Regions from separate parts of the Homo sapiens genome. Here all the other regions are linked to region 3. Evidence: read pairs that join two places in POLR2A ChIA-PET (ENCODE). Cell type or tissue: MCF 10A. All regions are shown on one strand. Region 1 overlaps PREP (prolyl endopeptidase). Region 2 overlaps PREP (prolyl endopeptidase). Region 3 has its middle 47 kb from the start of POPDC1. Region 4 holds the start of POPDC3 (popeye domain cAMP effector 3). Region 5 overlaps PREP (prolyl endopeptidase).

The links. ChIA-PET counts read pairs that join two places held together with the same protein. Peaks named below come from ENCODE experiments on the same cell type or tissue, not always from the same donor. Only the 100,000 strongest peaks of a DNase experiment are listed, where the experiment ranks them.
Region 1: POLR2A ChIA-PET joins it to region 3 with 10 read pairs; 6 of 35 experiments call an interaction of 5 or more read pairs at or near these places.
Region 2: POLR2A ChIA-PET joins it to region 3 with 11 read pairs; 5 of 35 experiments call an interaction of 5 or more read pairs at or near these places.
Region 4: POLR2A ChIA-PET joins it to region 3 with 20 read pairs; 3 of 35 experiments call an interaction of 5 or more read pairs at or near these places.
Region 5: POLR2A ChIA-PET joins it to region 3 with 15 read pairs; 2 of 35 experiments call an interaction of 5 or more read pairs at or near these places.

What each region holds. Positions count from the first base shown.
Region 1 is chr6:105,361,479-105,366,478 of GRCh38, reverse strand. All of the region lies in intron 6 of PREP (prolyl endopeptidase), which reads left to right. Among named protein-coding and RNA genes, the nearest start is that of PREP, 39 kb to the left of the region's middle. In MCF 10A, a CTCF peak has its summit at 3,173 (motif pointing right); a DNase peak (open chromatin) is centred at 2,038.
Region 2 is chr6:105,369,923-105,374,922 of GRCh38, reverse strand. It overlaps PREP (prolyl endopeptidase), which reads left to right. Exons shown (of 15, transcript NM_002726.5): 5 at 1,345-1,554. Among named protein-coding and RNA genes, the nearest start is that of PREP, 31 kb to the left of the region's middle. In MCF 10A, no CTCF peak of the experiment used is centred here; DNase peaks (open chromatin) are centred at 712 and 1,912.
Region 3 is chr6:105,087,453-105,092,452 of GRCh38, reverse strand. No RefSeq gene overlaps it. Among named protein-coding and RNA genes, the nearest start is that of POPDC1, 47 kb to the left of the region's middle. In MCF 10A, CTCF peaks have their summits at 4,496 and 4,701 (motif pointing left); DNase peaks (open chromatin) are centred at 2,232 and 4,652.
Region 4 is chr6:105,175,375-105,180,374 of GRCh38, reverse strand. POPDC3 (popeye domain cAMP effector 3) reads left to right here and starts at 361. Exons shown (of 4, transcript NM_022361.5): 1 at 361-542. In MCF 10A, no CTCF peak of the experiment used is centred here; DNase peaks (open chromatin) are centred at 984 and 2,034.
Region 5 is chr6:105,343,964-105,348,963 of GRCh38, reverse strand. All of the region lies in intron 7 of PREP (prolyl endopeptidase), which reads left to right. Among named protein-coding and RNA genes, the nearest start is that of PREP, 57 kb to the left of the region's middle. In MCF 10A, no CTCF peak of the experiment used is centred here; a DNase peak (open chromatin) is centred at 2,683.

The sequences.
Region 1 (5,000 bases), 270 kb before region 3:
AATCTTTACTACAGTCTGAGAAGGAAGGAATGCATAAAGAAAATAAAATACCTACTAGGGTAATTATCTTGCAAGTCCATGCTGGAACTGCCTGCTGGGTCTGTTAGGGTCACAGCCTGTATCTTCTTAACCACTGTGTACACTGTTTCCCTGATCAAGAGGAAAGGGCACACAAAAATTGAGTAATGACTTTATTTATGTTTTATTTATTTATTTATTTTTGAGATGGAGTCTCGCTCTGTCGCCCAGGCTAGAGTGTGGTGGCTCAGTCTCGGCTGACTCCAACCTCCACCTCCCGGGTTCAAGCGATTTTCCTGCCTCACCCTCCTGAGTAGCTGGGATTACACAGGCATGGACCACCACGCCGGGATAATTTTTGTATTTTTAGTGGAGACAGGGTTTCACCATGTTGGCCAGGCTGGTCTCAAACTCCTGACCTCAGGTCATCCGCCGGCCTCAGCCTCCCAAAGTGCTGGGATTATAGGCGTGAGCCACCATGCCCAGCCTAAGAGTAATGACTTTAAAGAATAGCAATAAATAAAGGGATGCATCTCTACTGCACAGAAGTAATAAATGAAGTTGTTTAAAAAAAAAAAAAAGCTAAAGGAACAATATAAAGTGAGTCCTTTATATTTGATCTTTATTGGATCAGGGCCCTATTTAGTGAATTACGCAGAGGAAGTCTGTAAGAAAACTCGTGGGCTCCGTAAACAAGAAGTGGGCGTAGACTTCCCTCAAGCAGTGTTCCAGAACTTGGGTGGTCTTGTTGTGACTGGTGTCATCCCACCAGTTACCATGGCTGGTCAGGCAGGTCTGGCTGGCTAGGTAAGTGCTCCTTCCTTCCTCCTTTCCCAACCCAGCTGTATGTGATCTTCTGAGCAAAAGGACCATCTTGCTACATGGAGGAGTACTCTTGTCACTTAAACATGAACTCTAGAGTTCTGCTGCTGTGACGCCTCAGAAGCCTCAGGTCCAATCTGAATTGATGGTCCAGTTCCAAGTCTTCACTCAGAAAAATCTGGATCATGAAAAAAATCTTGAGGTGGGAATTTCTTGTGCCCTTCAAGAAGTGTGATAAAGCCAGGGGAGTCCAAGAAGCAGGTGCACTGTAGAACTAGCTGGGCCAGAAGCACCCATGGCTGGTGGACACATTAGCTCTCAGGCTATTCACTGGAAATGAAGCAATTTCTTAACAGCCTTTATTTAGTGATTTGCATCTTAGAGAAAAGCAATAAATGGAATCCCACTCTGTCACCCAGGGCGGAGTGCCGTGGCATGATTTCGGCTCGCTGCAACCTCCGCTTCCCAAGTTCAAGCAATTCTCTTGCCTCAGCCTCCCGAGTAGCTGGGATTACAGGCTCATGCCACCATGCCTGGCTAATTTTTGTATTTTTAGTAGAGACAGGATTTTACCATGTTGGCCAGGGTGGTCTCAAACTCCTGACCTCTGATCCGCCCATCTTGGTCTCCCAAAGTGCTAGGATTACAGGCGTGAGCCACTGTGCCCAGCTGTAGTCCTCTTTATAACCATGTACCAAAGGCATGTGCTGCAATTGTTGCTTTTATTTAATTGTTGCTTTTGTTATAAAAGTACTTGCTTTTAGTCCAGTCATAGAACCTAGTATTTAGATAACAGTTTTTACAGTGTCTGTGATGAGAGAGCCAGTGTTAGAGTGGGAGGACTGTACTGGAACAGAAATTTTTATTCTAGTTCGGTCTGTGGCCTTGGGCAAGTCACTTAATCTGTTCAAGGTCATTTCCTTTATTTCTTCCAGGGCTTTTTCAGCTCTGAAACTGGACGGAGGATTTATCACAGCATCTCTTAGCCTCCTGGGAGAGAACTTAGCTGCTGGGTGTGAGAGAAGCAGGACACAGGGCAGGATGCGGGCTTTGTGGGTGTGGGTGGAGGAACCCTGTGGGCAGAGACTGGATGTGCTTGTGGACGTGTGCAGATTTCTCTGGCTTGCTGTCGTCAACCTCCCCTTCGGCTGCCGCAGTCCAAGTTCACTGAGAACTTCTCTTTATATCCTAGATGCTGTCTCCTCGTGACTCATCTTCCTTCTTCACAGATACCTCCTCTGCCTTCCTGCATGGACAGGTCTGTCTTGCCTTGATCAGGCAGATCTCAGGAAGTTCCAATCAGGAAGCAGCTTTAGTTTCCCCACTGTTGCCCTCCGTCACGCTGTGACAGCGTGTCTTCCCGGGACGACTGCCTTCAACCTGGCAGAACTCCTTGCTTTCTGGACACTTTTGGTTATTGGAACTGCTATTAAAGGTTCATTGCAGTCCAGAACAAAATATCACTCTCTCCAATTTACATGCTTTCGCCCTCTACCCAGCTCAAGTTTGCCAAGCCCCTCTCCTTGCCTATTCACCCTGTTAGTTTTCCCAGTAGCCACTCAGGGAGGAGGAGTAAGACAAGAGAAACTGGAGTTTTGCTTATTGGGAATTGTTTGTTGGTCTATCATTGTTGGCCTCTCTTGGCTGCTTGCAATGAGGATGTATGTCCAGGTTCCAGCTCTCCTTATGCCATCCTTTTTTCAGAGACATCCCCTCGATTTTAGGAAACTCTGTACTTTGCTGTTCCCTGATGTGGGTTATAAACTCTCTGGCTGCCCTTTTGCACCACCTGCCTGCCCCAAAGCTTTTGATCCCAGAAGCATTCCCTCGAGATTCAGACTTCTCTGCCTTTCCTTCCTCCACCCTTTTTCATCAGGGACCTTTCAAGATGTCTCAAGGCCAGCTGTCTTCCTGGTAGCTTCCTGGGTACCTCTTGCTCCAGGGGAAGGCATATCCATGGGTTACTCTGTTCTGGAGGTACAGGATGTGTTCACTGCCCTCCTCACTTTCAGCCAGGGACCTCGGGAAGCCTCCCACATTCAGTCCCTCCTGCACATGTCCAAAATGCTGGGCTCAGGAACAAGAGCTCCCTTGTGCCCCTGGGGTGTAACATGAAACAGCTGCCATTGGGCTTTGATGGGCAGAGGTGCCAGTTATTTAATATAGACTGTGAGGCTTTACTTGAAGGACAGTTTCATGGCAGGAGAGAAATTGTCAGGTTCTATTGGACCAAAAAAACCCAAAAACCCACAAAGCTCTGTTTTAAAGTGAATTGTGAGCATCTGGGGAGAAAAAAAATCCTAAAGAAATCAAACACTTTGTGGCACTGTTCCCAGCAGAGGGTGCTCTAGAATGAAGATTGTGAAAATGCATCATCCCTTTAGAAAGGATTAAGGAAAAAATGCCCAGCTTCTTTGTGATTATCTCCCTAAATCCTATATTGAGAACCTAATTCTGTTATACCTAATTCTTGAAAAGTTTTTTTTTCAAAAGTAATCCTGAATCTTAGTATCTGTTGTGTCTCCATAAGCCATTTTTATATGTTCACCTGTGAACCCTAGTAATTAAAAACATATGTATTACACATATATTAACATATAAAGTGTGTTGCCTGATGCTTGACTTATAGTAGGCATGCAGTGAATGTTAATTTCCTTACTCTTCCCATGTCCCCTGTGGAAGTTCATGCACATGAAGACCAGCAGGGTCTCACCTTCCAGAACAGACACAGAAAAGTCCAGTGGTGTTCCTGGTGGGGGGTCCCTGCCTCCTCTGCCCCTTGCTGGTTGGCTGTTTTTGACTTGGACCAGTAATTGCTCAGTAGCCCTCTTCCCAGTTGGCACAGTCCATATTTATTCCCCAAGTACTTAGCCCTTGCCTTGTGTCCACCACTGTTTCATTAGCACTGCCTTATGTGATAATATTCACCGTGCTGATAAGCACACAGGAAAATCTCAGCAGCATGGTTGGGAAGGCAGAAAAGTCAGAAAGCCAAGCTAGAGACGTGGATGTGAGTAAAGCAAGAAGGCTGTGCCGCTCTTCATACATAAAACAATCCTGCAGAAGAGAGTTGTTTTTAGTAGACATGTTGGATTTGTTGATCAATCGCTTTTCTTACAGAACACTTGTTTTTCTCAGCAAGGAAGAAAATAAGACAAACCGTAGATACTTTCTTTGTGAGATGGAGTCTCGCTCTGTCGCCCAGGCTGGAGTGCAGTGGTGTGATCCTGGCTCCCTGCGACCTCCATCTCCTGGGTTCAAGCGATTCTCGTCCCTCAGCCTCCCGAGTAGTTGGGATTAAAGGCGTACGCCACCAAGCCCAGCTAATTTTTGTATTTTTAGTAGAGACGGGGTTTCACCATGTTGGCCAGGCTGGTCCTGAACTCCTCACCTCAAATGATTCGGCTGCCTCGGCCTCCCAAAGTGCTGGGATTACAGGCTTGAGCCACCACACCCAACCCCAACAGTAGATTGTTGAATAACCAAATTTATCAAACAGACAACCAGCTAACTTAGAAACAGTAGTGCCTATATCATGTCAAGTCCTACATTATTTATTTTATTTTGTACGTGTTTTGTTTTCTTAGAATTTTCTGTTTTATCAGTTTCTGGCATACCGAGCAACACAACACACAGTATTTGGATTGATTTCTTTTTTTCTTCTATTGCTGTTGTACCACACTGTACTGGGAAAGCTGGGTAACTTTATTTGTTAAAATTATTAATGCATACTCACATGTGCTTATGGCTCCCCTGTATGTCTGTTACTGGCATTGCCCCTTATTTTTATTACAAATCCATAAATGAGTTTCATATATGAAAAGTCATCATTGTAGGTGGTTAGTTTTAAAAGTTTTCCTAAGTGTTAGAAAAATAATATTAAAGGGATGTTGCCATGATTCACAACTATTATGAAAGGAATTCAAAAGATTTATATAAAATAAATTTGATAAAGTCTCCTGCTCTGAGAATAGCATGATTAACTCTCAAAGCTATTAAAATCCATTTTCACTCCTTTTGTTCATTTCCAGGACAATTTCAAGTGTCACTGCTTTTTAGAATGCTTTTTTTACGTGCAACTAATTCTTTTATTATAACATATAAAAGAAAATACCTTCCTCAGTTTGAAAGTGCATGTAGATTCAAATAATGAAAAAACT
Region 2 (5,000 bases), 280 kb before region 3:
CTTCTAGTGACTTCTTTATGGAATGTTTGCTATGGACAAAGCCTTGATGGGCGAGAAGCTAAATTAGGCATGAGACCTGCCTCAAACAGTCATTGAGTTTTCTAAGAGTGGTATTATAGGGAAGTTATCACAAAAGGAGTAAACATTCAGATTATTTTTGTAGTATATGATTTTTAAACATACTTTTCAAATCAAAATGTTTTATTTAAATTTTTCTGAAAATTTTCTGATATATATATATATATATATATATATATATATATATATATATATATATATATATATATATAAACAATTCAAACACTCCAGTGCTATGTAGAATAAAAGGTGAATATGTTTCTTTTTCCTATCACTTTCTAGACTCTTTTCTGCATTTACATACATATGAGCCTAGATACTTTATAGGACCTACAATGGTTAATGAGTAGGTTCTGTGAAATTTTAAACAAATGAAATTCCACGTAAAAGAATAGGAAACCTCTAATAATAGTTGAGCTTCTTAAAATTTTCATTACCCAATAACGTTTAGCAAACAGCCTAAGAGGAAATCTCTGGTGTCAGAGTCTCCAATAGGAGGTGTTGTATTGAATGCTTTACATACTTCATAATTAAAAAAGCTAATATGAAACACAAGTATTTGCCAGGAAACATTCCATAGTGATTAGAACATTCTGCCAGGGCCCTAAAGGACTGTACATGGCACGACAGTCTATAGACATGTTGCTTTTCCTTTCACAATTTCTTGTGGAATGTGCACTCCGGGCGCCTTCACTGCAAACCCTCAGGCTTTATTTACCTAGGCTTGTAATGGTCAGACAGTGTGGACATTGCACAGGTAATGCTTCAAAAATGAGGCTGTAACAAGGGATTTTAGATAATTTGGAATCAATCTCCCAAATTACCTAATGACTACAATTTAGTTCTATTATATGGTATGTGTCATAATTCAGTCATTACTCTAAAAGCAGTTTCCTTTTTCTCCTTATTCCCTTTAGAGTATAAATGAAATATGACAGAAGTCCCAGATGAGCTCTGCTTTTAACTGAACTGCCTATTGCATTATAAAAATTTCAAAATGAAAGCATTTTAGTAGGCATATAATCTAATATTTCATTTTATAGACAAATTAAGACCTGGAGAGGTTAGGAAGCTTGTCTAAGGTTATAAGGGTAATTCCTGTAAAACTTGGGCTGAGCCCCCGGGATTCCTCACTACCAGATTCCTATTCCTTTTATTGCCACATTCTACCTCCGTGTTATGAAAGAGAGCTTTGTTAGATGGCATAAAGGACCGTGGAGTTGTGTTCCGTGTTTGTCACTGGATGATTTCTCCTGTGTCCCATAGGTTATGCGTTCAGCGAAGATGGTGAATATTTTGCCTATGGTCTGAGTGCCAGTGGCTCAGACTGGGTGACAATCAAGTTCATGAAAGTTGATGGTGCCAAAGAGCTTCCAGATGTGCTTGAAAGAGTCAAGTTCAGCTGTATGGCCTGGACCCATGATGGGAAGGGAATGTTCTACAACTCATACCCTCAACAGGATGGAAAAAGTGATGGTGAGTGAAGACTTCAGATGAAGCACATTTTTCACAAAATGAAGTGTGACTTCAAGTGACTGAAAAGAGATGCTGAACCCTACATAGAGGTTGTGTGGTCCAGAACCATGTTTCCTCAAAGGATGTTGTATCAGTTGGCTTTGCTGTGTAATAGACCCCACCAAAATGTAGTAGCTTAGAATAATAAACATTTGTTTTTGCTATGAGCCTATGGGTTGGCCAGGTAGTTCTTCTGGCCTTGGCTGAGTTCTAACATGTATCTGTGGTCAGCTGCAGGTTAGTTGGTTCATCTTGGCTTGGCTCTTTTACATTTCTGGGCCCTCAGCTGGGACGACTAGCAGACTAGCCTGGGCTTGCTCACATGGCAACTCAGTAGAATTGCAAGACGGGGAGCTGAATGACACAGCCTTCTTAATGCCTAGGCTTGCTCCTGGCACGTCAGATTTGCTGCATTCTGTTGGCTAAAGCAAGCCAGAGGGCCAGCCCCTTTTCAATGGGTGGAGAAATAGATACAGGGAACTGCGGAAAAATGAGATCATTATTACAATCAATCAGTCCCTTATAGATGTGTTATATCTCCTAAGGAGATTATGGAGAAGGTGAATTTTTAAACCGAACCAAGCTATTTGATTATGTTGAGTGATTATAAAACTTTACTGCTACAGTAATCGCATATTCTCCTCTGATCAGAAGTTATAGGTCACCTGTTGGTTGCCATTTATCTTGATACTTTTCTCCTTGTTACTTTCTGGACACACCTTTATTGTTCTTCTCTTTAATTGCACAAAGATCCTGTTGTGTTCAAGGGGTTCCTCCCTCTTTGCTCCTTCACTTCTAAATTTTCCCAGGCAGGAAGGGCTATGTACCTTGTACCTTACTGGTACAATGTGTCATTTTCTTCCTTTTGCTACCCCACATTTCAACGTGGTATGTAGCATTTTCTTGTTATGTTGGTTGGTCTTTACAGGTAAGTTTTACAATCCCTGTGTTAGAGATTAGGAGCTTGGGCACAGAGGCTCAGTAATTTGCTGGAGGGCTGGGATCTGGCAAGAAGCACAGCTACTCCAGTGCTTTCTGCTGTACCTGTTGTCCCCTTATCATGACTTGTTGTATCTTTGTCATCTTTAAATATCCTTGCTTTCTTTTCTGTTTTTTTTTTTCCCCCACAATTGAATTGAGAATAAGGCTACAGTGTTTTTCATCTCTTGGCTATGTTTAGCTTTTTCTGCCTTTTGATTAGGCTACATCAAGACCTTTTTTATAAATTCGCCAATGAATTACAAGATGAGCTAAAAGTAGGTTTTTTATTCAAGGATGTTGGCTAAAGAAAGATGTCTGCGCTCTGGAAACGAAATTAGCTGCTTGTGTTAAGAGTGCCCCAGAGTTAGAAAATGTTAGTTATTTCCACCTTCTGGGAAACAAAAAAAGTATAACTGGCCAATTCATGTTAGAGAACGTTATTACATTAACTTGTAAAAAACAAAAGTTATTATTTACCATCAGCTTTCAGTGGCACAAAATAATAATAATTAGTAATTGTGATAGATATAAGAAAGCCAACATCTCAGTAGCCTCTCAGACTGTGATGGGAGCCTTACAAATGAAGCTAAGCAATTCCTACCATGTGCTTCTTACCAGTGTCCCTGAAAGCTCAATGACAATCACTTAAGTGCCATGAAGCTTTTTTTACATTCTGGTATTATCTTATGTTTTTCCCTCCCTTGCCCTGAAAGCTTGGTACGTCATCATAATGAAAAAAAGAAGTTCAGCCTCAAAGAAGCCTCCAAAATCAGCAAATATGAGTTAATTACTTTCAGTTTGATATTCAACCAATGCTTAACCTTTTTTTTTTTTTTTTTTTTTTTTTTGAGATGGAATCTCACTGTGTCACCCAGGCTGGAGTGCAGTGGCGTGATCTCAGCTCACTGCAACCTGTACCTCCCGGGTTCAAGTGATTCTCCTGCCTCAGCCTCCCAAGTAACTGGGACTAGTTAGCGCCATGCCTAGCTAAATTTTTTTTGTATTTTTAGTAGAGATGGGGTTTCACCATATTGGCCATGCTGGTCTTGAACTCCTGACCTTGTGATCCTCCCACCTCGGCCTCCCAAAGTGCTGGGATTATAGGCGTGAGCCACCACGCCTGGCCGATACTTAACTTTTTAAAAAGTAAAGTTTAGTTTTTAGAACAGTTTTAAGTTAACAGCAAAATTGAGAGGAAAATACAGAGACTTCTCATGTGCCTCCTGCCCCCACATATTCATTTTACCTCTCTTATTATGAACATTCCCCACCAGAGTGGTACATTTGTTTTTCATTGGTAAATCTACATTGACACATCATTATCACCCAAGTTCATAGTTTACTTTAGGGTTTGATTTTGGTGTTGTACATTCTGAAGGTCTGAACAAATGTATAGTGACATGTATCCAGTGTTGTAGTATCATACAGAGTAGTTTCCCTGGCCCTAAAAATCCTTTGTCTTCTAACAATTCATTCCTTTCTCACCCCAATCTTTGGCAGTCACTGATCTTTTTACTGTCTTTATAGTTTTGTCTTTTCCAGAACATCCTGTAGTTGGAATTAGACAGTATGTAGCCTTTTCAGATTGGCTTTTTTCGCTTACTGATAATACATTTAAGTTCCCTACAGGCCTTTTCCCAGCTTGATGGCTCATTTCTTTTTAGTGTTAAATAGTCATTGTTTGAATGTGCCACAGTGTATCCATTCACCTACTGAAAGAATGCTCAGTTGCTTCCAAGTTTTAGCACTTATGAATAAAACTTCTGTAAAAAATCTGTATGCAGGTCTTTGTTTGGACACAAGTTTTCAACTCCTTTGGGTAAAGGAGCATGACTGTGGGATCATGTGGTTAAGAGTCTGTTCAGTTTTATAAGAATCCTCCAAAACTTCCAGAGTGGCTACACCATTTTGCATTCCTGCCAGCAATGAATGAGAGTTCCTCTTGTTCCACAACGTGGACAGCATTTGGTGCTATCAGGGTTCTGAATTCTGGCCATTCTTACAGGTGTATAGTTATATCTGAATTTTTTTTTTTTTTTTTTTTTTGAGATGGAGTCTCACTCTGTCTGGGACTAGTTAGCGCCACGCCCAGCTAATTTTTTTTTTGTATTTTTATAAATATCCAGGCTGGAGTGCAGTGGCGTAATCTCAGCTCACGGCATCTTCTGTCCCGGGTTCAAGCAATTCTTGTATCTCAGACTCCCAAGTAGCTGGGACTACAGGTGCATGCCACCCCACCCGGCTAATTTTTGTATTTTTAGTAGAGACGGGATTTCACCATGTTGGTCAGGCTGGTCTCGAACTCCTGACCTCAGGTGATCCACCTGCCTCGGCCTCCCAAAGTGCTGGGATTACAGGTGTGAGCCACCACGCCCGACCATATCTGATTGTTTTAATTTGGATTTCCCTAATGATATATAATGTGG
Region 3 (5,000 bases):
TCCAGTGCACTCTGGGCAACGGAGTGAGACCCCATCTCAAAAAAAAAAAAAAAAATCGCTTCTGTCGTCCTGGAGACCTAATTTTTTTCAACGTGCTTCCCACTACTTTTGTTGTTCTCACCTGATCTCTTCTAACTTTTCTTATTAGTGCTGATATGTTTTGTTAGTAAGAACAATTAGGTGTAATGGGAGATAGTGAGAACAGCATGTATTGAGTGCCTATTATTTACCAGAGGCTGCATTTAAAATACATGATTTAGTATTTTCACAACAATTCTGCAAGGTAGTTATTATGATCACCACTTTGCAGAGGAGGAAACTGAAGCTCAAATAGATTGAGTTTACCAAGACAATTCAAGTCACAAAGCCGGGACTTCCTCCTGGACCCCTCAGACTGAGGCCTGCCTGTCTGCAGCCCTCTTTCTCTCCCGTGCCCCTGGAGGTTGAGTGTGAGGCCACCAGTGTATCTGGTTCCCAGCTCCTTTCCTTAGGTTATCAAGGAGTTTTCATGCTAAAATAGAAAAAGGTAAGACTTTCTATTCTTTGTACATGTATTTATATAGAGGGGCATTTTCTTAGGAAAAAAAATTAAAATCTGACATTGGCCTTTAAAATGATTACCAATTCCTGTGAAAAAATGGGGTCCTAGTATATTTTGTCCCAAACTGATTTCTTATCTACATTGTTTACCTCCACTTGCCTCATAGATGGAAGCAGCTGAAAAGCACAGGCCTGAAAAAGGAGGCAGAGTCCTGTCCTGGACGTGGCTTGGAGGTGGGACAGAAGCGGTTCTGAGTGCCGGCTCTGACAGTGTGATCTTAGGCAAATTGTGAAGCCTGCAGAGCCACTGTGTCCTCACATGTACACTCGAACCTTTCCTAACACATAGCTTGCACCCAGTACATGTTTGTCCTCCTCTTTCCCTTTTTCCTTTGTCAAGTCGAATCCTTAAGCCTTCTGGAATCTTGGCAGCCACAGTCCTTGTAAAGAGCCTTGTAAAGGTCAGTGCCAGGACCCACAGGACGGACAGGGCAGGGGATTATTACCAAGGCTCCTTCTGCTTACAGCAGAAATGGCTGGAGGCATGGGCGGCCCACACTCTCAGCTGCAATCGCTCTGGACCTGTTTGCCTGGGGCAGAGAGAAGAGCCAATTCCAACTTAGACAAGTGGCTCCAGAAAGCACTGGGCAGAGAGGAGGCTGCAGAGACCTCTCTGAGGCAGCCAGTGGATGGAAAGCACTGGTGTAACAGTGAAACAAGAAAAGAACTAACACAACTAACTCCATTTGTTTAAAGGGCCTGTACCCATTCCTGCACGTAGCCTAGGATAATTTTAGAGAACTAAGATAAAACACAAAAACAGCAATCCTGTAGCTTTTGAAACCAGCTCTGGGAATAAAGGGGAAGTATATATATTTTAAAAAGCAAATCAACTATTTTGTTAAAGGTTTACAGGAGCATTGTGACCTGACCAAGGACAAGGAAGTTCTGAACCTCCTCAGACCCTTGCTAGCACTCAGACGTCTGTGATTATTGGTCACCTCTTGATCCAAAAAAGTTATGCTGAGGATAACTTTCTTTTTATTTTGAGACAGAGCCTCCCTCTGTTGTCCAGGCTGGAGTGCCGTGGCGCTATCACAGCTCACTGCAGCCTTGATCTCCTGGCTTCAAGCGATCCTACCACCTCAGCCTCCCAAGAAGCTGGGTATACAGGCACGCACCACCACGCCTGGCTAATTTTTGTATTTTTTGTAGAGATGAGGTTTTGCCATGTTGCCGGGGCAGGATGCTGCTGCTGCTGTTAAGGACCACATTTTGAGGTCCTCTTGACCACTTTGAGGTCTGATTGTTTGAGTCCACCCCCTGCCCCCATTGGGCAGATGAAAAACACAGCCAGGAAAATTGAACCCAAGAAAAACTAGAACCCACGTATTCTTGTTCACAGTCCAGTTAAAAGCAACTTGTATTTATTGGCTCCTGGCCAGTAGTTTTCAGACTTTTTATAAAACGGTCACTCAGGGAACCAGTTAAAAGTCTAGCTCCAAGAGCCCACCCTCACAGATACTGACACAATGCACCTGCCGGGACAGTGGGTTTAGCCTGGGCTGCACGTTGGGATTAAAGATTCTGATGCCATTCATCTGGGCATTGGGAGTCTTAAAAGCTCCCAGGTGATTCATATGGATAGGAAGGTTGAGAAACTCTGGTCTGGGGTGAGGTCCAGGAGCTTCCCTTGCACAAACATGCCAGGTGATTGGGTGGAACTCCTGGCAGGTCCAGGCTTCGCAGGCTAGTGCATTCATAGCCTTGCTTCCCACTGTAAGAAACACGGCCAGGCGCAGTGGCTCACGCCTGTAATCCCAACACTTTGGGAGGCCGCAGCAGGTGGATCACTTGAGTCAGGAGTTCCAGACCAGCCTGGCCAACATGGTGAAACTCCGTCTCTACTAAAAATACAAAAATTAGCCAGGCATGGTGCGCACCTATAATCCCAGCTACTCAGGAGGCCGAGGCAGGAGAATCACTTGAACCTGGGAGGTAGAGGTTGCAGCAGTGAGCTGAGATTGCACCATTGCACTCCAGCCTGGGCAACAAAACCAAAACTCTGTCAAAAAAAAAAAAAAGAAGAGGCCGGGTGCGGTGGCTCACTCCTGTAATCCCAGCACTTTGGGAGGCCAAGGTGGGCGGATCACGAAGTCAGGAGATTGAGACCATCCTGGGCAACATGGTGAAACCCCATCTCTACTAAAAATACAAAAATTAGCCGGGCATGGCGGCATGTACCTGTAATCCCAGCTACTTGGGAGGCTGAGGCAGGAGAATCGCTTGAACCCGGAAGGCGGAGGTTGCAGTGAGCCGAGATTGTGCCACTGCACTCCAGCCTGTGCAGCAGAGTAAGACTCTGTCTCAAAACAAAAAACAAACAAGACCAGAGAAACACAGTGGAGCAGGATGAGAGTGAGAGTGGGTTTGGAGAATGACTAGTAGAAATGGGTGGCATGGATGGAAACATTCAGACAGAAGCAAATGTGGGCAATCACATTGGTGTGTGATTTTGATCCTTTCAACTCTCCTACTCACTTCCTTGTCTTCTTGGCACTTCCTAAAGAGTCAGAAGGAAGCTTACTGCCTGGTTCTGGTGACTGGAAGAAGAGAATGATTCAAATCAGAATTCTGAGGTGTCTTTCCTAGCTAGCTCCAAGCCAGGTTATAGCCCAAGTAGTTAATGTAATCTCCCTGAACCCATCTGTAATATAGGAATATTGATATCTGCCATCTTAATCTTAGGAGGGTTTTGTGAGAATTAAATTTTAAAGCACCATGTCACCGATAAAGCACTATAAAAGTAAAAGCTATTATTACATTAATCAGTGATACATAAATGGAAGCTGAAGGTAAAAGATGTATTTCTTCATTAAATTATACCTGAAAACTCTTTTCAGAACTTGTATCTAGAGACACACATTTAAATCAAATACTTAGAATACCTGGGTGTGATATCAGCATTTTGACAAGATATTGTTTCTTCTCAAATAATGGAAGTATGGGCAGCCCTATTAAGATGTCTGAGTGAGAAGAGGAACATCAAAGTTTTCAGTAATAAAACCCCAATGAAGAAGTCTTGCATTTCTTTTTTTTTTTTTTTTTTTTTTTTTTTTTTTTTAGTGACAGTCTCACTGTGTCTCCCGGGCTGGAGTGCAGTGGTGTGATCAAAGGCACTACAGCATCGAACTCCTGGTCTCAAGCAATCCTCCTGCCTCAGCCTTCCAAGCAGCTGGAATTACTGACACAAGCCATCATGCCCAGCTAAGGTTTTGTAGAATCAGGCTGTATTCGTCCGTTTTCATGCTGTTGATAAAGACATACCTGAGACTGGACAATTTTACACAAGAAAGAGGTTTAGTGGATTCACAGTTCCACATGGTTGGGGAGGCCTCACAATCATGGTGGAAGATGAAAGGCATGTCTCCCATGGTGGCAGACAAGAGAAGGGAGCTCGTGCATGGAAACTCCCCTTTATGAAATGATCAGATTTCGTGAGAATTATTCACTATCATGAGAACAGCATGGGAAAGACCCAACCCCATGATTCAGTTATCTCCCACGGGGTCCCTCTCACAACACCTGGGAATTGTAAGAGCTACAATTCAAGATGAGATTTGGGTGGGGAAACAGCCAAACCACATCACAGGGTCTCACTATGTTAATCAGGCTGGTCTTGAACTCCTGGCCTCAAGAGATCCCTCTGGGTTGGCCTCCAAAACACTGGGATTAGAGGTGTGAGCCACCATGCTTGGGAGAAGTTTTATATTTCTTATAGCTTGAAAGGTGGGGGAGAAACATATGGGGTAATAATGCAGTATGATTATTTAATGTAATTGAATGTTTACAGTCCTGTGGTTTCTTATTACAAGAAGACTTTTAGAAATACTTTTTTCTAGACAAGTTACAAATACCTGATTATCTCTTCAGTATTGTGAGCTCTGTGTTGACAGCCCCTGTCTTCTGCATAAGAGCTCAAAAGGCATTACTTATAATTACACATTTTTTCAGTCAGAAATTTTCCTAGGTAAGTTTATCAATCATGTGGATATTCAGGTACTCAAAAGAGTATTATAGCTATGAGGGGATGTAAAAGAAAATCTGTTTCAGAGAGCAAGTGAAGAGTGCCCTCTGGTGGTGTCAAGCAACAACTGAACTGTATCATGTTCAATCTTTATTCAGAATTACTGAATTCCAGTTCTTCTACATTCTTAAAAGTCGGACTTTCACCTTAACCATAAGGAATTTTTACACTTCTAAAGGCCCACTGCACAGTGGAGTACATTATGACATACTTTTTAGATTGTGTTATTTAGGACATCTTTTACATAAGCCTTGAAGATAATTTTAGTAAGGACAGTGTTCCATTAAGAAATAATGTCTTACTAAAAAGAAACACTGCAGGTTGTCAATATGGTCCCTTTAAATGGGATCTCTTTTTAAATTATGTTTTAGTT
Region 4 (5,000 bases), 88 kb before region 3:
TCTCTCTCTGTCCAATACACCCTAATATTCCCGTCCCCACTATGGTGATTTACCTCTTCATTTTGTTTACGGTGTGTGTGGAGCGGGGGTGAGAGAGCAGGCGTGCAGTTGCCTTGGTTCAGCAGCCAGCCCATCGCTCCTGCCTAGTGTGACTGTGAATACTAGGTGTATGTTACAACCGGGAGCGGTGTACACTCGGGGAACCGCATCTTTGGAAACTTCGGTCCGTAGCGGCCGCTAGGATTCTCCGCAGCCCCGCACCCCGGTGGCCGAACCGCCTGCCCCGGCCCAGACGCAGCCGCCGCGCCCGCCCACCCGGCTGCGCCCCGGGGCGCGCGCCCGTGCCCGGCACCCGCCCGCGCCGCCGCGCCGCTCCGGAGCCCGCTGCGGTCACGCTGCGCCCGGCGCCGCAGGGTGGGCGGCGAGGCACTCACGAGGGGGACGCTGAGGGCTTCCGCGCGGGCCACCCGGGTCAAGCGCGCTCCGCCGGGAAACTTCTGCGGGCGCCGGGCTGAAGCTCCGGGCAGGGCTGGGAAGGAAAGGTAAGAAGGTGAGCCCGGGGGCGCTGCGTCCGCCGCCTTCCGGTGCTGTCCGCACCCTCGCACCTCGCGGCCGCTTCGGGCAACTTAGCGGGCGCGGCTTCTGCTGGGCCGCCGACCCCTGCGAGCGCTTGCGTCTCGCTGCCCCGCGCTGCCCGCGCCGCTCCCTTCCCGGCTCCGGTCAACTCCGCGCCCTGGGGTCCGGGGTCTGGGGTCCCGGCTGTGTCGCCGCTCACAGCTCGGAGGTCTAGGGGATCCTTTGCTGCGGTTCCTATCCGCGCCGACCCCTGAAGAACGCGAGTCGTATGCCCTAGAGGCTTCTGGGCGAATATTCCTCCCAGATCTTTTCCTGCAGGTCCTACTCTGGCCCCAGGCACCCTGGAGCCGAAATAAACAGGCCAGTTTTGCAAGGGAGAAAAGCCGTTCCTAGGGGCCCTTGTCAGTCCTGGGGAAGTCATGCCAGCGCCGGGAGTTTCCTTCCCCCCTACTCCCGCCCCCGGTCTGTAAGCAAAGGGCCTGACTGGTGTCAGTGCTCTCACACTGTTCTCACAGAGTTGGGGGTACAAAAAAGCTGCCTCATCAAAGGTCGCGCGGACCTGTTTTCTCCATTTGGGGATCCCCCTGCCAAAAAAGAAATTTGCCAACCCCTAAATTGTCTTATCACCATGTCGGTTACAGTGGTATAGTTTTGAGGGTCTGTATTTTAGGCAAAGATGAAAGGCACAACCAAAATACAGTAAGAGGGGCAGTGCCAAAAATTTAGCCAGAAGACATTTGCAGAAAGTGAAAAATTCTGTTTGTAAATAATAAATGGAAAAGTAGAATTAGAAGCCCACTTTTGGACGCAATTTGATTTACTAAACTTCGTTGCTTCCTGACTTTTCACTCTAATTCCGGTAGTTAGATATTTTGAATTTGCAAGCCTACAAACTGCAATTGAGTTTTATAGCAGCCTTAAAAAATTATTGTTGCCTGTTCATACTAAGTTTAGTGGCTATTTTTTTTCCTTCTTGTTTTTAATTCTACGGACTGTTGCATGAAAATATCCTCTTGTGAGAGTACAATAACTTGGCATTGTTCTTTGTGACAATAGAAAACCAAACAAGAACTACATGAGACAGAAAATATAAACAAAAAATTGGATCTCAGTTTCCATATTCGCAAAATGAAGAGCTCTGGCTGATCCCAGATTCCAGATATCTCTGAGGTTCTGTCCTGAAAAATCTGTGTGTGTGTGTGTGTGTGTGTGTGTGTGTGTGTGTGTGTGTGTGTCTTCAGGAGTTTGGGATACAAATATTAATTGAAATCTAAGATATTCTCTGTCCTCAAAATTTTATACATTTAAATGGGAAATATTTGATAGTTGAGTTTCTTTAATCATATCAGTCCCTCAAAATAGCTGAATCATGGTGCATCTTCTGCCTCTAAATGGTTACATTCTATGCTATTAAATAAAAATGTGTCATGGGAAACAAAAGTCCCATACTTTTCACCACAAGACTGACTAATACGGTTGACACACTAGAGCACTGATGCCTGCTTATTTTGAAACAGTCTCCAGGAAGAATTAAGAATGTTATGAAGCATTTGCTACAGTATGTGAGCATAACACATAAGCAACATGGCAGGCAAGAAATTTCAAAACTGCTTTGGAAATATCCATGATAGATCTGAAAGTCTGTAAACTGCAGTTGAGATCACATTTTGTAATTATGGTCATTGGTCAGTTGGGATTATGAGCTCCCTCGAGAGAATGTCCCTCCAATTAATAGAAGAGTATATCGAATCACCGATTCGATTGTTTTAAAGGAAGAGAGAAAATGTTTCTCCCTTTTATCTAAGTAGTTATAAGAAAAAGTCTTACAAGGAAAATTACATCAGGTGTTTTCTAAATTAAATAAATAACCGAAAGTTCCTGACTGAAATTACCTATAAAAATGCAGGGTCCTCCTCCAACCCAGAGAATCCAGGGATTGATTCACACAGACTTTTAGCGAGACTTTCTTACTTTGTGTTCTTCAACAGAATAATAACCTCCAGTGACTCTGGCACACTGAAATTGGCTAGGATGGGATCATGAAGGAAGGTGTTGTGGGGTAGTATTGGAAGGACAAGCAACTGGCTAAGCTTACAGAAGAATCTCCATCCCTCTGAGCTTCATCTTCCACTCTGAACAATGCTGACAATAGTATGTAGGTTTCAGAGTTGCTGTGACTCCTAAATGGATCTGTTTTAGGAATTAGTACCTGCACAGAGAAAGAGCACAGCTGATCTTGGTTCTTCCTGTCTTCTTTGGAAGGTGTTTGTTTCCTAGCTGAACAAATTGCAGCTGAACTGTAGATAACAGCTTTTGCTTTTAATTTCAAAATTCTGTGTGGCAAAATCTTGATAATTGTTGAATCTGGGTAACAGGTATATGGGAATTTGTTGTATACTATTTTCTCTATTTTTGTATGTGTTCAAAATTATCAGAAAAAAATTTAAGTGTGAATCTGAAAAAAAAACCCCACACTTTGAGTTATTTCTAGTCCAGGATTTCATTTTACATTGTCTGTTTCATTTTACATTGTATTTTTTAATTAGTGAATATTTAAATATAGAGAAATATAAATTATGTACTATATAGGGAGTGGATGGGCAGCGACTGGTCCTGGAGAACAATCCATGGCAGTCTTCAATTTTTTGTGTGGAATATTTTTTATTATGAAACAATCTAAAGAAAATATGACAGTGTTGATGGTTGTTAATTCTGGTTGTTGGGTTCATGGATTTTTTTAAATGTTTATATTTAAAATTTTTTTACATTGGTATAAAATCACCATATTGTTTCCCAAAATCATTATAAGAATACAAATAATGCAGCTGTTTTTAAAAAGGTAAAAATAGTTTCTATCCCACTATCAAGATATATTCATCTTTAACATGAAGTGAAAATCATTGCGTATGTCTTTCTATTTTTACACAAATAGGATATGTTGGTCGGGCTTGGTGGCTCACGCCTGTAATCCCAGCACTTTGGGAGGCTGAGGCGGGCGGATCACCTGAGGTCAGGAGTTTGAGACCAGCCTGGCCAACGTGGTGAAACCCCGTGTCTCTACTAAAAATACAAAAATTAGCCAGGCGTGGTTGCGTGCGCCTGCAGTCCCAGCTACTTGGGAGGCTGAGGCAGGAGAATTGTTTGGACCTGGGAGGCGGAGCTTGCAGTGAGCTGAGATCGCGCCACCGCACTCCAGCCTGGGTGACAGAGCAAGACTCTGTCTTAAAAAAAAAACGATATGTCAAAAGATTAAAAAGAAATGCTTTTATAAAAAATAGAATTGTTAAATAAGCAGGAGGCCATTAGCCTGAGTCTTTCTCCCTACTTTGAGTCCCTGTGTGAAAAACTAACTTTGTACATAAACGAACAGAAAACTAACTCAACAGTGTATTTTTTGTAATAGCCAGGTTTCAGCCAATCACAGGCGGCCAGCTCATCACATTATGCCCAAATAAAGCAGATGCAGAGCTGTAGCCAATCGAGTGATTTTGGTTTTTTACTTCTGTCATCAGTGTATAAAAACTGCAGCTCATGCTGCTGGATAGAGCTCTGTGAACCTCTTCTGGTTGTGAGTGCTGCCTGATTCGTGAGTTGTTTGTTGCTCAGGTAAACTGTTAAATTGAATTTATCTAAAGTTTTTCTTTTAACAGGATGATACTATATATGCTTTTTAAAATAAAAAAATTATATTTTAACAGAAGAAACTGTAGTGAAAGTGAAGGAATTGCTGAACTTGACATCAGTATTTCTTCATTCTTAGAGATAAACAAGTCTTCCAAACTAAGAGAAAAGTTTCTGAATACATCTTGAGATCAAGATTTTTTAAACATACATTAATTTAGACAGTCAGAGGCTCCCTGTTATAAAGGATGGAGCACTGGGCACTCTTACATTACCTATAGTTTCACTTCTACTCATATCCCAGTTTTTATTCTTTCTTTCTTTATTTATTTTTTGAGACAGAGTCTCACTCTGTCACCCCAGGCTGGAGTGCAGTGGTGCGATCTTAGCTCACTGCAACCTCCGCCTCCTGGATTCAAGCAATATCCCTGCCTCAGCCTCCCAAGTAGCTGGGATTACAGGCATGCACCACCATGCCCGGCTAATTTTTGTATTTTCAGTAGAGATGGGCTTTTACCATGTTGCCCAAGCTAGTGTCAAACTCCTGACCTCAGGTGATCCTCCCACCTCTCCTCCCAAAGTGCTGGGATTACAGGCATGAGCCACTGCGCCTGGCCTATTTTTTATTTTTTTAATTTTGGAGACAGGGTCGCATTGTGTCACCCAGGCTGGACTGTAGTGGCATGATCACAGCTCACGGCAACCTCAGCCTCCCAGGCTCAAGCAGTCCTCCCACCTCAGCCTCCCATGTAGCTGGGACTACAGGCATGCACCATGGCACCCAGCTTTTTTTTTTTTTTTTG
Region 5 (5,000 bases), 260 kb before region 3:
GTGGAGTTACTACCTTCTTGCTTTGGGAGAAGAGAGGTCCCTGTCAGGGGCTACCAGGCTTCCTTGTACTTTTTTTTTTTTTTTTGAGACGGAATCTTGCTCTGTCACCCAGGCTGGAGTGCAGTGGCGTGATCTCAGTTCACCGCAACCTCCACCTCCCAAGTTCAAGCAATTCTCCTTTCTCAGCCTCCCAAGTAGCTGGGACTACAGGCGCATGCCACCATACCTGGCTAGTTTTTGTATTTTTCATAGAGATGGGTTTCACCATGTTGGCCAGGCTAGTCTCGATCTCCTGACCTCATGGTCCATCTGCCTCGGCCTCCCAGAATGCTGGGATTACAGGCGTGAGCCACTGTGCCTGGCCTTCCTTGTACTTTTGATAGATACCTTTCTCTCCAGAGTTGCCCCCTCTCCTCCTTTCCCCCATTCTGATTTCCATTTCTCTCCATACAAAAGCACTTTGTGTGAGGATCCGTGAGCTGCATGAGATTAGAGATGTTGCCTGTCTTGTTCCCCATGGAGTTGCCAGCACCTAGAGCAGTCCCTATTGGACTCACAGCAGGTGTGTACCAGCTTGTCTCGAATGACGTGTCCCTTTAGGGATCCTTGTGCTCAGGTGGCCTTGCTTGATAAGCCCCCCTCCCTCTGTAACGGTTACTGCCTTCTGAGCATTTTGAATCTTTATCCCTGTGGCTTCCTAAATATTTTTTCATTAAATTTTTGTCCTTTATTAAGCACTGAGAATGATGGGTTCTTTTTTTCATTCCTTTATATTGTGTGAGCAGAAGATTTTTGATTCTCTTATTCTGTTGCTTAACATCAAAAGTGAAGAAGTATCAAGGTAACATTAAAGACACCAGGCTAGCATGACGTTTTTTAGTTCTGGAGTAGAAAAGACAGCTGAGTCTTGACTCCTATGATCCTTGATGTGGTTCATGCCCACAGATTTGTTGAAATTAATTATCCTGAACCTTACAAGAAAATAATTTGTCTGGATTTTCTTATATTTTCTATACCTTCCTAATCAATATTATTTATTTTGAAGTATGTATATACTTTGTTTCCTAAGTTTGCTATAACCCTATTTTATTTATTTACTTTATTTAAATATAAAATAGAGATGGAGTCTCACTATATTGCCCAGGCTGGTTTCGAACACGTGGGCTCAAGCAGTCCTCCTGCCTCAGCCTCCCAAAGTGCTGGGATTACAGGTGTGAGCCACTGTGTCTGGCCTTATTTTTAATATATAAAAAGTTGCCTTATATACTTTAGTTACATAGACAAAATTCAGAATAAATTTTTGAATATTTTCTGCAGTATGGGTATCAGAGCTCAGAGCTGTCTCTTTTCTCTCAAGTCTGTGGACTTTAAAAATTTACATGAAAACTTAAGTTTCTGCCTTAAAAATATAAATACATTTAACTCAGGGATACATTTCTAAATAATTTTATTAGAAAAGCAGAAGATACTAATAACTTCTTTAAAATTTAACTTTGGTTACTTTTGTTGTCTACATTATAAACAACTGTATGTAAGGTTCAGTTTAAAATGTAGGAGTACCTAAATCATATATTTAGTTATGAATTAGACATGCATTAATGTCCTACCCTGTGCCAGGCACTGTGTTGGGCACTTGTAATGACACGTGGTAGCCCCTGCCCTTCAAGTGCTCCCCATCTGCTGGATGGTAAGATGTGGATATCATCAGTTTGAGGGAGTGTCTGACGGGCTGTGGCCCAGCGCACAGATCCATGCTCAGACTTCCTCTCTCTTCTGTTTTCTTTCTTTTTTTCATTTTCTTTTCTCTTTGGTTCTTTAATTTTCCAGTAGAAAGTCAGGTACTTTATTCCCTGCTTTATAGGATAATAGCAGCAAAAAAGGAGCTGACCATTAGTCCCTGTTCTGAATACATTTTTTTTTTCTGCACCTTCCGCCTCCTGGGTTCAAGTGATTCTCCTGCCTCAGCCTCTCAAGTAGCTAGGATTATAGGTGCCTGCCACCACACCCAGCTAATTTTGTATTTTTAGTAGAAACAGGGTTTCGCCATGTTGGCCAGGCTGGTCATGAACCCCTGACCTCAGGTGATCCGTCTGCCTCAGCTTCCCAAAGTGCTGGGATTACAGGCATGGGCCACTGCACCCGACCTACATTTAAAGTTAATTATATCAGAGATTTTTAATAGAATTCTTAAGAAGTGATTGTTAGGCAAAAAGAACCGTAAGTCTGAAATCTTTTTTGTTAGTAACTTAACAACCTCCTTCAATATAGGCATCCTTAAAACGGGCCTAGAGCGGTCTTTTCTCATGTCACAGCATTTATGAGGAGTTTAGGGAGAAAAGGTGCATGGTGGTGACATGCTGATTTCTATAAGGAAATATCAGCTTACCTGGGATTTGCCCAGACTTTCACTAACCTGTCTGTGCTTTTTCCTTTTTTTGCTAAAAGTTTGATTGTTTTAGATTGATAAAGTATTCAGTACCTACCATATTTTTATTTTAAGGCTTTTGTGTCATTAAAGAAAATTGGCTTTTTCCTGCATTAGGAATTAAATTTGCATTACATGCTAACACATAACCATAAAAGGAAATCTGGTATTTAGCAGACATGTAGATTGGTCATTTCACCATCTCTGACTAATGCAGCTCTTATTTTTAGGTAGCAGAGATGATACTGACTCTTTTGTTCTTGCCTGACAGGGCTGGACATTCTTTGGGCGTAGAGTGGAAAAGGGGAGATAAACATTCGAGAAGCTTTAAGCAAAGGAGCTGTCCAAAGCTTAGCAAAGTCATCTGAGTGCTAAAAGCAAACCTCTCTGAGGAGGGCCTCAGAGAGAAGACAGGGAGTTTGTAGGAAATCTGTGTGTCAGAGTGGGAATGCAGAAAAACGAAAAAGAATTGGGACATCAAAAGACAGTATAAAAACAAGACCCAAAATAGGAAATCTGATATAAAAGACAAAATACTAGTGATAAAATGAGTATTTATACTAATTTTAAAATGTTCGGTTTACTTTTGTCACTTGAACACTGGGGTTATTTGGAATAATAGTTAATACTGTTTATGTAACATTTCCTGTGTGTCAGGTTCTGAGCTACAAATGTAGGCCTCTCATTCAGTCTTCTCAACAGCTTCCGAGGAGCACGGATTATTATCCCCAGGAAACTGAGGCTGGTGAGGCCAACTAGCTTTCCTAATGCCATTTAAAGATTTGGATCCATGTCAGCTTAACTCCCAAGCCTGTGTTCTAACTGTTAATCATGTGGCAGACTGAGACAGAAGGAAGTCATTCAGGACAACAGCAGCCCATGCGCCCTGCAGCCTCAGTGCCTGACCACTCCTTGCATTTGTTGTCGTGACATGTCCAGCCCTTAGAGTTTTTGTAAAGTATAAAAGCACTTTAGCTGCCATTATTAGGGAGCTTGCACAGCATTTTCTATGACATGTAGTTAATATAGTTTAGTTGATGATTTTTCAAAGAAAGTAATAAAAGTATGACTTTGCTCTAGGAAAAGCATAAGACAATTTATTTTAAACTAATCTTCACTCAATAAATGAATCAGTCCCCACCAAGAAGCAGGTTTATAAAAAGTAATTTTAACATTTGAATGCAGAGAGGTTTGGGAATTGAAATTTCTTTTGGCTTCAGAGTGAATAATGCCACTTTATAGACAAAAGAACCTCAGAGAAGGTAGGCAAAAAATGAAATGGTTAAAGAGTTAAATCATGTTTCTTTTTAAAAAGTAATTTTCCTGTTTTCCATTTAAATCAACAGTGTTCTAACTTGTGAGTAGCAAAAATGAATGAGCCCCATTGTTGAACTGAAATACCTTTTCTCTTGATTTATTTCTCTACCAAAGCCCTGTAGAACAAGGTTTCAGGAGAGCAAAAGAATTTCAAGAGCTCTCATTTAAAACATCCGGCCCTGTGAGGGCCTATACTTTGGACTATTTTTCCAATTTTATAGCTAGACTTTTGTGAATCCAGCCACATTCCTTATTCTGAATGAGCTTATGACTTGTAGTATGTATTTATGGCTAAGGTTAATGCTTCAGAATTTGGTGGCAGACAATAATGTACACCGTTCTGTTGTTTTTTGTTCATTGGAGCTTGAATGATTTTTTTTTACTTTTTATTAAATTATACTTTCAGTTTTAGGGTACATGTGCACAACGTGCAGGTTTGTTACATATTCATACATGTGCCATGTTGGTGTGCTGCACCCATTAACTCGTCATTTACATTAGGTGTATCTCCTAATGCTCTCCCTCCCGCCTCCCCCACCCCACGACAGGCCCTGGTGTGTGATGTTCCCCATCCTGTGTCCAAGTGTTCTCATTGTTCAGTTCCCACCTATGAGTGAGAACATGCAGTGTTTGGTTTTCTGTCTTTGCGATAGTTTGGTGAGAATGATGGTTTCCAGCTTCATCCATGTCCCTACAAAGGACATGAACTCATCCTTTTTTTTTTTTTTTTGAGACGGAGTCTCACTCTATCTCCCAGGCTGGAGTGCAGTGGCACGATCTCGGCTTACTGCAAGCTCCACCTCCCAGGTTCACGCCATTCTCCTGCCTAAGCCTCCTGAGTAGCTGGGACTACAGGCGCCCGCCACCACGCCTGGCTAATTTTTTTGTATTTTTTAGTGGAGATGGGGTTTCACCATGTTAGCCAGATGGTCTCGATCTCCTGACCTCATGATCCGCCTGCCTCGGCCTCCCCAAAGTGCTGGGATTACAGGCGTGAGCCACCGCGCCCAGCCGAACTCATCCCTTTTTATGGCTGCATAGTGTTCCATGGTGTATATGTGCCAGATTTTCTTAATCCAGTCTATCATTGATGGACATTTGTGTTGGTTCCAATTCTTTGCTATTGTGAATAGTGCCGCAATAAACATACGTGTGCATGTGTCTTTATAGCAGCACGATTTATAATCCTTTGGGTATATACCCAGTAATGGGATGGCTGGGTCAAATGGTATTTCTAGTTCCAGATCCTTGAGGAATC